Linked DNA regions of Homo sapiens: region 1 is linked to region 2. Evidence: chromatin loops called from intact Hi-C (ENCODE). Cell type or tissue: gastrocnemius medialis. All regions are shown on one strand. Links, peaks and the distances in the headings refer to the core of each region. The heading gives the core; the rest is flanking DNA.

Evidence for each region. Peaks named below come from ENCODE experiments on the same cell type or tissue, not always from the same donor. Only the 100,000 strongest peaks of a DNase experiment are listed, where the experiment ranks them.
Region 1: it touches region 2 in a loop (1.9-fold over the local background); 2 of 110 quality-filtered maps call a loop at or near these places.

The regions. Positions count from the first base shown.
Region 1 is chr16:16,057,596-16,061,980 of GRCh38, forward strand. The region is part of intron 12 of ABCC1 (ATP binding cassette subfamily C member 1 (ABCC1 blood group)); the gene reads left to right. Among named protein-coding and RNA genes, the nearest start is that of ABCC1, 110 kb to the left of the region's middle. In gastrocnemius medialis, for the core only: no CTCF peak of the experiment used is centred there; a DNase peak (open chromatin) is centred at 2,616; H3K27ac peaks cover 4,000 bases.
Region 2 is chr16:15,973,412-15,977,796 of GRCh38, forward strand. All of the region lies in intron 1 of ABCC1 (ATP binding cassette subfamily C member 1 (ABCC1 blood group)), which reads left to right. Among named protein-coding and RNA genes, the nearest start is that of ABCC1, 26 kb to the left of the region's middle. In gastrocnemius medialis, for the core only: no CTCF peak of the experiment used is centred there; DNase peaks (open chromatin) are centred at 830 and 1,930; H3K27ac peaks cover 4,000 bases.

The DNA.
Region 1 (4,385 bases), core at 279-4,278, 84 kb after region 2:
TTCCTCCCTTCTAAAGTGACAGTTTCGTGTACGCTTTTAGAGAAAAATGGACAAGCATATAGGTATTTAAAAATACTTTGACAGATATAAATGGAATCATACTGTACATAGTGTTCTCTTTTCTTTGGTTAACAATATATAGTCTTGGTTCGTTCATTCTGGTCTACTTCATTTTAGTTTTTTGGGGGGTTTTGTTTTGAAATGGGGTCTCGCTCTGTCCCCCAGGCTGGAGTACTGTGGTGCGATCATAGCTCACTGCAGCCTTGAACTCCTGGGCCCAAGCAATCCTCCTGCTTTAGTTTCCTAAGTAGCTGGGACTCCAGGTGCACTGCTACCACTCCCAGCTTGTTTCATTTGTGTTCATGATGGATGCTTGTCTGACGTGCAGATGCGCCCTGCTGGAATTACCCTTTCTCCCATTCCTTGCAAAAACAGGTTGTTCCCTGTTTTTTTTGCTGTTATGATCCATGCTACACTGAAAGTTCTGGTACCTGTCCTGGGGTATGGTAATGGGTCTATCCCTGCCTAGCTGGCTTTGAAAAGTTTAAAGACAACAGTGCAACTTACAATTTGCAAAGTTGGCCGCAAATCAGGAGACCATACAGAGATGGACTTTGGAAATTCCCTTTTTAAGCACAGTTAAAAACAGTTAATGGTGAAGGATGACTTCAGATCATGCCCCATGTTTGTTTTTTCTTTCTGTCTTTTTATTAACTGTGTCATTCTTTTTGTAATGTTGTGCTCATTACAACTATTCCTTCTTGGTCAGGTTGGCAAATTATATGTTTTTCTGGCAAGTTTCTGTGAAGCAGAGTTAAACATGTTTATGAATATGAACTTTTCTGTTAAACTACCATCTGCTTCATCTTTGTTGAGTTTCAGGTGGAATGTCTAAGGAAGCTCCAGCTGTTTCAGCATTTGCGAAAGCGTGTTCATGCTCCCACTGAATTTTCTTAGTCTTGCCTTACTTCTCTCAGGGTCTGGAACTGCAGGAGAGATGGTGTTCAAATTCAAGCCTGCATCAGAATCACCTGGAGAGCTTGTTATTATATTTTATTATTTATTCATTTATTGAGATGAAGTCCCAGTCTGTCACCCAGGTTGGATTGCTATGGCACTATCTTGGCTCACTGCAATCTCTGCCTCCCGGGTTCAAGCGATTCTTCCACCTCAGCCTCTGAGTAGCTGGGATTACAGGCATGCAGCAACCATGCTCAGCTAATTTTTAAAATATCTTTAGTGTAGAGATGGTGTTTCACCATGTTGGCCAGGCTGGTCTCGAACTCCTGACCTCAGGAGATCTACCCGCCTTGGCCTCCGAAAGTGCTGGGATTACAGGCATGAGCCACAGTGCTGGCTGTTAGCTTGTTACTATAAAACTCAGCTTTCTGGGCCCCACCCAAATTTTCAGTTTTAGTAGGTCTGGTTGGGGCCTGAGTATTTGCTTTCCTAACATATCCCTAGGTGCTGCTGCTTCTGGTTCAGGTTGACATGTAGAGACACCGGAGTGGATCCTCACTGCCTAAAGTCTGGTCCGTGGACCAGCAGCCATGGCATCACCTGGTGCTTGTTAACGGTGCAGAATTTCAGGCCTCAGCCCAGATCCACTGAAACGGAATCTGAGTTGTAACTAGTTCTCTAGGTGGTGTGTATGCACATTAAATTTCGAGAGAGACTGGCAGAAAGTAGGAGTAAAGAAACTTTTTCTGTAAATACTTTCGGAATTCCGGGCCATACAGTCTCTGTCACAAATACCAGTCTCTTCCAGCGTAGTGCAAAAACAGCCTTAGATAATATGGAAATCGATGGGTGTGGCTGTGTTCCTGTAAAAAAGTATTTAGAGACACCAAAATTTGAATTTTATAGAATTTGCATGTGTCATGTAATATTGTTTTGATTTTTTTAACTTTTAAAAAATATGAAATCTGGCTGGGCGCAGGGGCTCATGCCTGTAATCTCAGCACTTTGGGAGGCCGAGGCGGGCGGGTTGCTTGAGGCTAGCAGATTGAGACCAGCCTAGCCAACGTGGTGAAACCCCGTCTATACTAAAAATACAAAAATTAGCTGGAAGTGGTGGTGCGCACCTGTGGTCATAGCTACTCGGGAGGCTGAGGCAGGAGGATCGCTTCAACCCAGGAGGCAGAAGTTGCAGTGAGCCAAGATCATGCCACACACTCCTGGCTGGGCAACAGAGTGAGACCCTTTCCTGCTGCTGCCCCCCCACCCCCTCCCAGCCCCCCACAAAAAAAAATTAGCCAGGTGTGGTGGAGCATGCTGGTCATCCAAGCTTTTTGGGAGGCTGAGGTACGGGAATCGTTTGAACCCGGGAGGCGGAGATCGCAGCGAGCTGAGGTCACGCCACTGCACTCTAAGCCTGGGCAACAGAACAAGACTCTGTCTCAAAAAAAATAAAAAAAATGAAATCAATGCTGAGCTCATGGGCCGTATGTAAACAGGTGTGGGCCAAATGTGGACCTGAGCCATCCTTGTTGGCCAGCCCCTGGCTTAGAGGACTGGAATGTTCTTCTGAGAATCAGGACACCTGCCACATTCTACTGCCAGCTCACAGTGTGACCCCAAAGCTGGTCATCTCACCTCGCTGGCTCTAGATTTTGTCACATGGAAAATGAAGGGGTTAGATTCCAAGCATGTCAAATACTGGGCCCTGTCCTCCTTCCTCATGCCCACAGCAGACACCCACAGTCACTCATGGGGTTCTTTCCCACTGAGTTATGTTCAAGCAGCCCTCCAGGTGACTGGTGCCAGTGGCCTAGAGTTGAGCAAGAAATGACATCTTGTTGCCCTTCTGTAACTCCATGTTCCCTAAGATCACTTCCAGCTCCAATGCCCCTGCATTCTGCCTTGTACATTGCATTCTTCTTACACTCCAATACCTTGACTTTACCGGGGTGCGTTGATGAACTCTCTCTTTTTTTGTTTTTTTTGGGACTGAGTCTCACTCTGTCACCCAGGCTGAAGTGCAGTGGTGCCATCTCAGCTCACTGCAACCTCCATCTCCCAGTTCAAGCAATTCTCCTGCCTCAGTCCCCCGACTAGCTGGGATTACAAACATGCACTACCATGCCTTGTTAATTTTAATATTTTTAGTAGAGATGGGTTTTTGTCATGTTCGCCAGGCTGGTCTCGAACTCCTGACCTCAAGTGATCTACCTGCCTTGATCTCCCAACGTGCTGGGATTACAAGCGTGAGCCACCGCGCCTGGACTCTCCTTTTTTTTTGAGAAGGAGTCTTGCTCTCTCGCCAGGCTGGAGTGCATTGGCACGATCTCAGCTCACTGCAATCTCTGCCTCTTGGGTTCAAGCGATTCTCCTGCCTCAGCCTCCTGAGTAGCTGGGATTACAGGCGCCTACTACCATGCCCAGCTAAGTTTTGTATTTTTAGTAGAGACGGGGTTTCACCAGGGTTCAAGCAATTCTCCTGCCTCAGCGTCCGAGTAGCTGGGAGTACAGGCGCACGCCACCATGCCAAGCCAATTTTTTGTATTTTTAGTAGAGATGGGGTTTAGCCGTGTTGGCCAGGCTGGTCTCAAACTCCTGGCCTCTAGTGGTCCACCCACCTCGGCCTCCTAAAGTGCTGGGATTACAGGTGTGAGCCGCCATGCCCGGTGGGTCTTACTTTATAAAGTAGGAAGTAATGTATTTGCATATGGTGAAACATAATTAAAGCTGCACCAGATGGTATTCATACAGCCGGACTTCGCACGTGGCCACCTCAGCCTGCTGACATTCGCCAACAGGTCATCCTTTGTCCCTGTGTTGTAGGGCCTGGACTGCACATTGCAGGATGTTTCCCAGCATCTGTGGCCTCTACCTGCCAGATGCTAAGTCGTACCTCTCCCTCTTCTTCCCAGTGGTGACAATAGAAAATGGCTCCAGGCATTGCGAAGTGTCCCCTTGGGGGACAGAATTCTCCCAGTTGAGAACCACAGTCAATAGTGAAAGGCCCAAGCCCTTCCTCCTAACACCAGTCACCTTGCTTCCCTCTCTCCATGTTTCTTGTGTGTTTTTCCAGAGTCCACGTCTGTATCACTGTAATGGTGGATACATGTCATACATGTAGTTATGGTTACTTGATTCTGTTTACTTTACTTTTATACAAGTGATAGTAAGAGTCATACATAAATACATACAAAATGGCTTTTTTTTTCTTTTTTTCTTTTTTTTTTTTTTTTTTTGAGATGGGGTCTCACACTGCCGCCCAAGCTGGAGTGCAGTGACATGATCTTGGCTCACTGCAACCTCTGCCTCCCAGGCTCAAGTAATCCTCCAACCTCAGCCTCCCAGGCAGCTGGGACTACAAGCATGCACCACCATGCCCAGCTAATTTCTGTAATTTTGCAGAGACAGGGTCTCACTTTGTTGCC
Region 2 (4,385 bases), core at 192-4,191:
AATATCCTACAATACAGGATGGGCTCCATAATGAAAAATCCTCTGGTCCCAAATGTCAGTAGTACTGCAGTTGAGAAACCCTGGCATGGACGCAATCCACCTGCTGCCAGGAGTTATATACAAGCCATGTTAGGGTAATGCTGCAATATGTCCATCGTGATTGTGTTTTCTCCTGGGTGACTATCAGCAATGGTGTAGCCTGCTTGTTGGTTTTCAAGGTCCATTCTCAAGATACTATCAGATCTCCAGCAATCGTGTGATGCAGTTTAAAATGTTCATGTGAGCTGGGCGTGGTGACTCATGCCTATAATCCCAGCACTTTGGGAGGCCAAGGCTGGAGAATGGCTTGAGCCCAGGAGTTTGAAACCAGCCTGGGCAACATAGCGAGACCCAGTCTCTACACAAAATTAAAAAAAAAAAAAAATTAGCCCGGTATGATGGTGCATGGCCATGGTCACAGCTACTCAGGAGGCAGAGGTGGGATGATCACCTGGGCCTGGGAGGTTGAGGCTGCGGTGAGCCACGATTGCACCACCGTATTCCAGCTTGGGTGACAGAGTGAGACCCTGTCTCAAAAAAAAGAATGTGCATATGAATTCAAGATATGTCCCTTATAGAGACTGGTGAGGACACAGCTTATTGACCCTGAAGCTGAAGTGGTTGAAATGATAGCCCTCTTGCCAGGCAAATCCTATGTGAGTGCTTCTAAAAGAACACTGTACCTTGCAGAGAGTATTCCTGGGACCTGGCAGGAATCAGGGCCTCTTGGTGACCACATGCTTTGGAAAGGGCTGTGCTTTGGCAAGTGGGAGATTTTATTATTTATTTTCTCCTGTCTGCCTCGGTTTGGCAAAAACAAACCTGGCCTGGGCATGGGCCTTGTGGAGACAAGAAGGCAGCTTGAGATTATCAGAGATCAGGCTGCTGGTGGGTTTGCCTGAGCTGGCCTGGTCAGGTAGCTTGACAATGATGCTCAGACCCCCATTAAAGTTAATTGAGCGGTTACAGAGTGGGAGTGGGGAGTGGGGGGTGTGGTGACTGCCTGTCTCCTTGAGTTGGCGTGGCTAAGAAGTAAGGGAATTTTTTAACTTTTCCTTCTTAATTCTGGAAACTTAGAAAAAAGCCTCTCACCATCCCTTAATCATTCAGTTAGAGAGACCAGGCTGTTGATATGGACATGCTGCGTTTCATGGAATCCTAGAGGCCAGTATTTATGACATACTTCCCAGTTTCAGAGATGTTAGGATATAAAAATGTAGCCAGCAGTGTTTACAGGATGGGCTAATCGAGAGACACAGACAAATATCAAAGATAGCAAAATAGGAAGAAACAGAGTCTTAGAATCAATGCAGTATAATAATAGCTTCTAGTTTCTTTCTGTTTTTCTTTTTATGATACAGAGTCTCACTCTGTCGCCCAGGCTGGACTGCGGTGGCATGATCTCGGCTCACTGTAGCCTCCGTCTCCTGGGTTCAAGTGATCCTCCCATCTCAGCCTCCAAGTCACTGGGATTACAAGTTGTTTGCCACCATGCCCAGCTAATTTTTGTATTTTTAATAGAGACAGGGTTTCACCATGTTGGCCAGGTTGGTCTTGAATGCCTGACCTCAAGTGATCCCCCCCAGCCTTGGCTTCCCAAAGTACTGGGATGACAGGTGTGAGCCACCATGCCCAGCCTCCCCCTCACTCTTAAGCACAGCTCTTCGGCAGTCAGAGATGTTGCCTGCTGTATTTCTCGTTCTGCTTTTACACATGGTTTAAAAATCCTCGCCCAAGAATGTAAGCCCCATGGCTAGTGCTACCTGCTACCTTTAGGGGTGGCCTCTCCTGGGGTGCAGGAGGTTGCACAGTTCGTTTTGTGACAGCAGGGTCATTTTTTAATCGGATCATCTGCCCCAGTTTGCTTGGCTCTTAGGTGCTTGGGAGTTCTCCTGGTTTTTTGCTGTTGTGAAATGGCCCAGCTTGTACACGTTGTTCCTTTTCTTGCTGGAGTTATTTCCTTTAGACTCCTGTCCCTAAAGTAGGATTGTTGGGTGAAAATGGGGTATGCGTGGTTAGGCTTTTCTCTGCCTGCTTTCTGGATTGCTCTTCAGATAGATTTAATCACCTTTTATTTATGTTTTGTGGTGGTTTTTTTTGTTTTTTTTGTTTTTTTTTGTTTTGAGACTGAGTTTTGGTCTTGTTGCGCAGGCTGGAGTGCAATGGTGGGGTCTCGGCTCACAGCAACCTCTGCCTCCTGGGTTCAAACGATTCTCCTTCCTCAGCTTCCTGAGTAGCTGGGATTACAGGCATGCGCCACCATCTCTGGCTAATTTTGAATTTTTATTACAGACGGGGTTTCTCCATGTTGGTAAAGCTGGTCTGGAACTCCCAACCTCAGGTGATCTGCCCGCCTCAGCCTCCCAAGGTGCTGGGATTACAGGCGTGAGCCGCCACACCTGGCCACCTTTTATTTGTTGAATGAGTGTTTAATAAGCATGTCCTATATGCATCAGGAGAATTAAATGGACATGGTCTTGCTTTGGGGGGAAATGACAGGTAGGAGAGAAAGAGACACTTAGAACTCAACAGAGGCCAGACGCGGTGGCTTACGCCTGTTATCCCAGCACTTTGGGAGGCTGAGGTGGGCGGATCACCTGAGATCAGGAGTTCGAGACCAGCCTGGCCAAAATGGTGAAATCCCGTCTCTACTAAAATATAAAATCAATCAGGCGTGGTGATGGCACATGCCTGTGATCCCAGCTACTCGGGAGGCTGAGGCAGGAGAATTGCTTGAACCTGGGAGGCAGACATTGCAGTGAGCCGAGATTGCACTACTGCACTCCAGCCTGGGCAGCAAGAGCAAAACTCTGTCTCAAAAAAGAAAAAACTCAACAGAGAAAAGGCGGATCGTTAAGGCTTCTTTGGCACTTCCTAAGTGCCAGGGACTGTTGTTAATGCCTTTGAAGTGCTAATAATGACTTAATGGTGACAAGTTCCCTGTGAAGCAGGGACTGTGATTGTTTCTACCTTATGGGTGGGGAAAGGAGGCAGAGAGAGGTGAAGTCACCCAGCTAGTAAATGACAGGACTAGACTGAAACCCAGGCAGTCTGTCTCCAGGGCCTGGCCGGTACCCCATGCTCCATCTTGCCCCATAAACACCCTGGGGTGGGCCAGAGAGGAGTCTTTTCCAACAGGCTGTGCCAGATGACTTTGGCTAATCTTGGAGGCTGGAGGATTAGTCAGTCTACTAAGGGGGCTTCAGCATTTTGGCACGTGGCTTTATGAGCTGTTTACTCCAACAGTGATGATGACAATAGCCATAGTAGTGATAATACTATGGTAGAAGTAACTGCAGCAAACTCAACCCCTAACGAGTATTCTATCTTCCCAACATTGTGTGCAATAGCCATGAGAGATGGGTGTTATTCTTTTAATTTGACACACGGGAACTGAAAGCCAGAGAGATTGGGTGGCTTCCCCCAGGCCACACAGCCTGGAAGTAGTAGGACAGGGACTCGAGCCCAGATCTGCTGCCCCAGAGCCTGTGCCCTTGACCACCAAGTCATGGTCACTCCTTTCAACCCTGCCTGCCCCTGGGCCATCTGTGTTGTGATGCCGGCTGGCCAGGATGGGGAGTGAGGATTTCAGTTTGTCATAGGGCAGGGAGATGGGTGAGGCAGGACACTCCTTGAGATGGAAGGCTCTGGGGTCGGGGGAGAGGGAGTGGTGGAGACTGGGGTGTCTCCGAAGGAGTGTTTGAAGATGACGGTGGTTTTTCCAGTTTCCTGTTCTTAGCTATATTCAAGAAAAGGGTAAGCCAGAAAATTTCCCTCTGAGTTTCACAACTTCTGGGAGCTTTTGCAAAGTCTGGGTGATGCAGCATTTTCCTGGTTTGAATCCTAAGTGAAGTTTCATTTTCCTTCACTTAACTCATTCTGGCTCTGGCCTGTCTTCCCAGCTGTATTGGCCATCTGGTCCTCTTCTGGCTCTTTGTCCCATTTATTATTATTTATTTTTATTTTTAACAGAGATGGGGTCTCACTGTGTTGCCGTCTGTTCTGGAACTCCTGGACCCAAGTGATCCTCCTGCCTCGGTCTCCCAAAATACTGGGATTATAGGCATGAGCCTCTGTGGCCAGCTTATACCCCCTAAGCTTGTGACTATCTTCTATGTGTGTCCCTCTTGGAGTGAGGTTCCCTCCTGTCTCCATGTTGGCAAATCTTAGCACCTTGGCCCTTCGAGATGGAGGTCTGTGTTGCCTAGGCTGGTCCTGAACTCCTGGTCTCAAGTGATCCTCCCATCTTGGCCTTCCAGAGTGCTGGGATTACAGGTGTGAGCCACTGTGTCCAGCCAACCCTTCTTAGATTTTACTTACTTCAAGAAGCCTGCTTTGACCTCTCA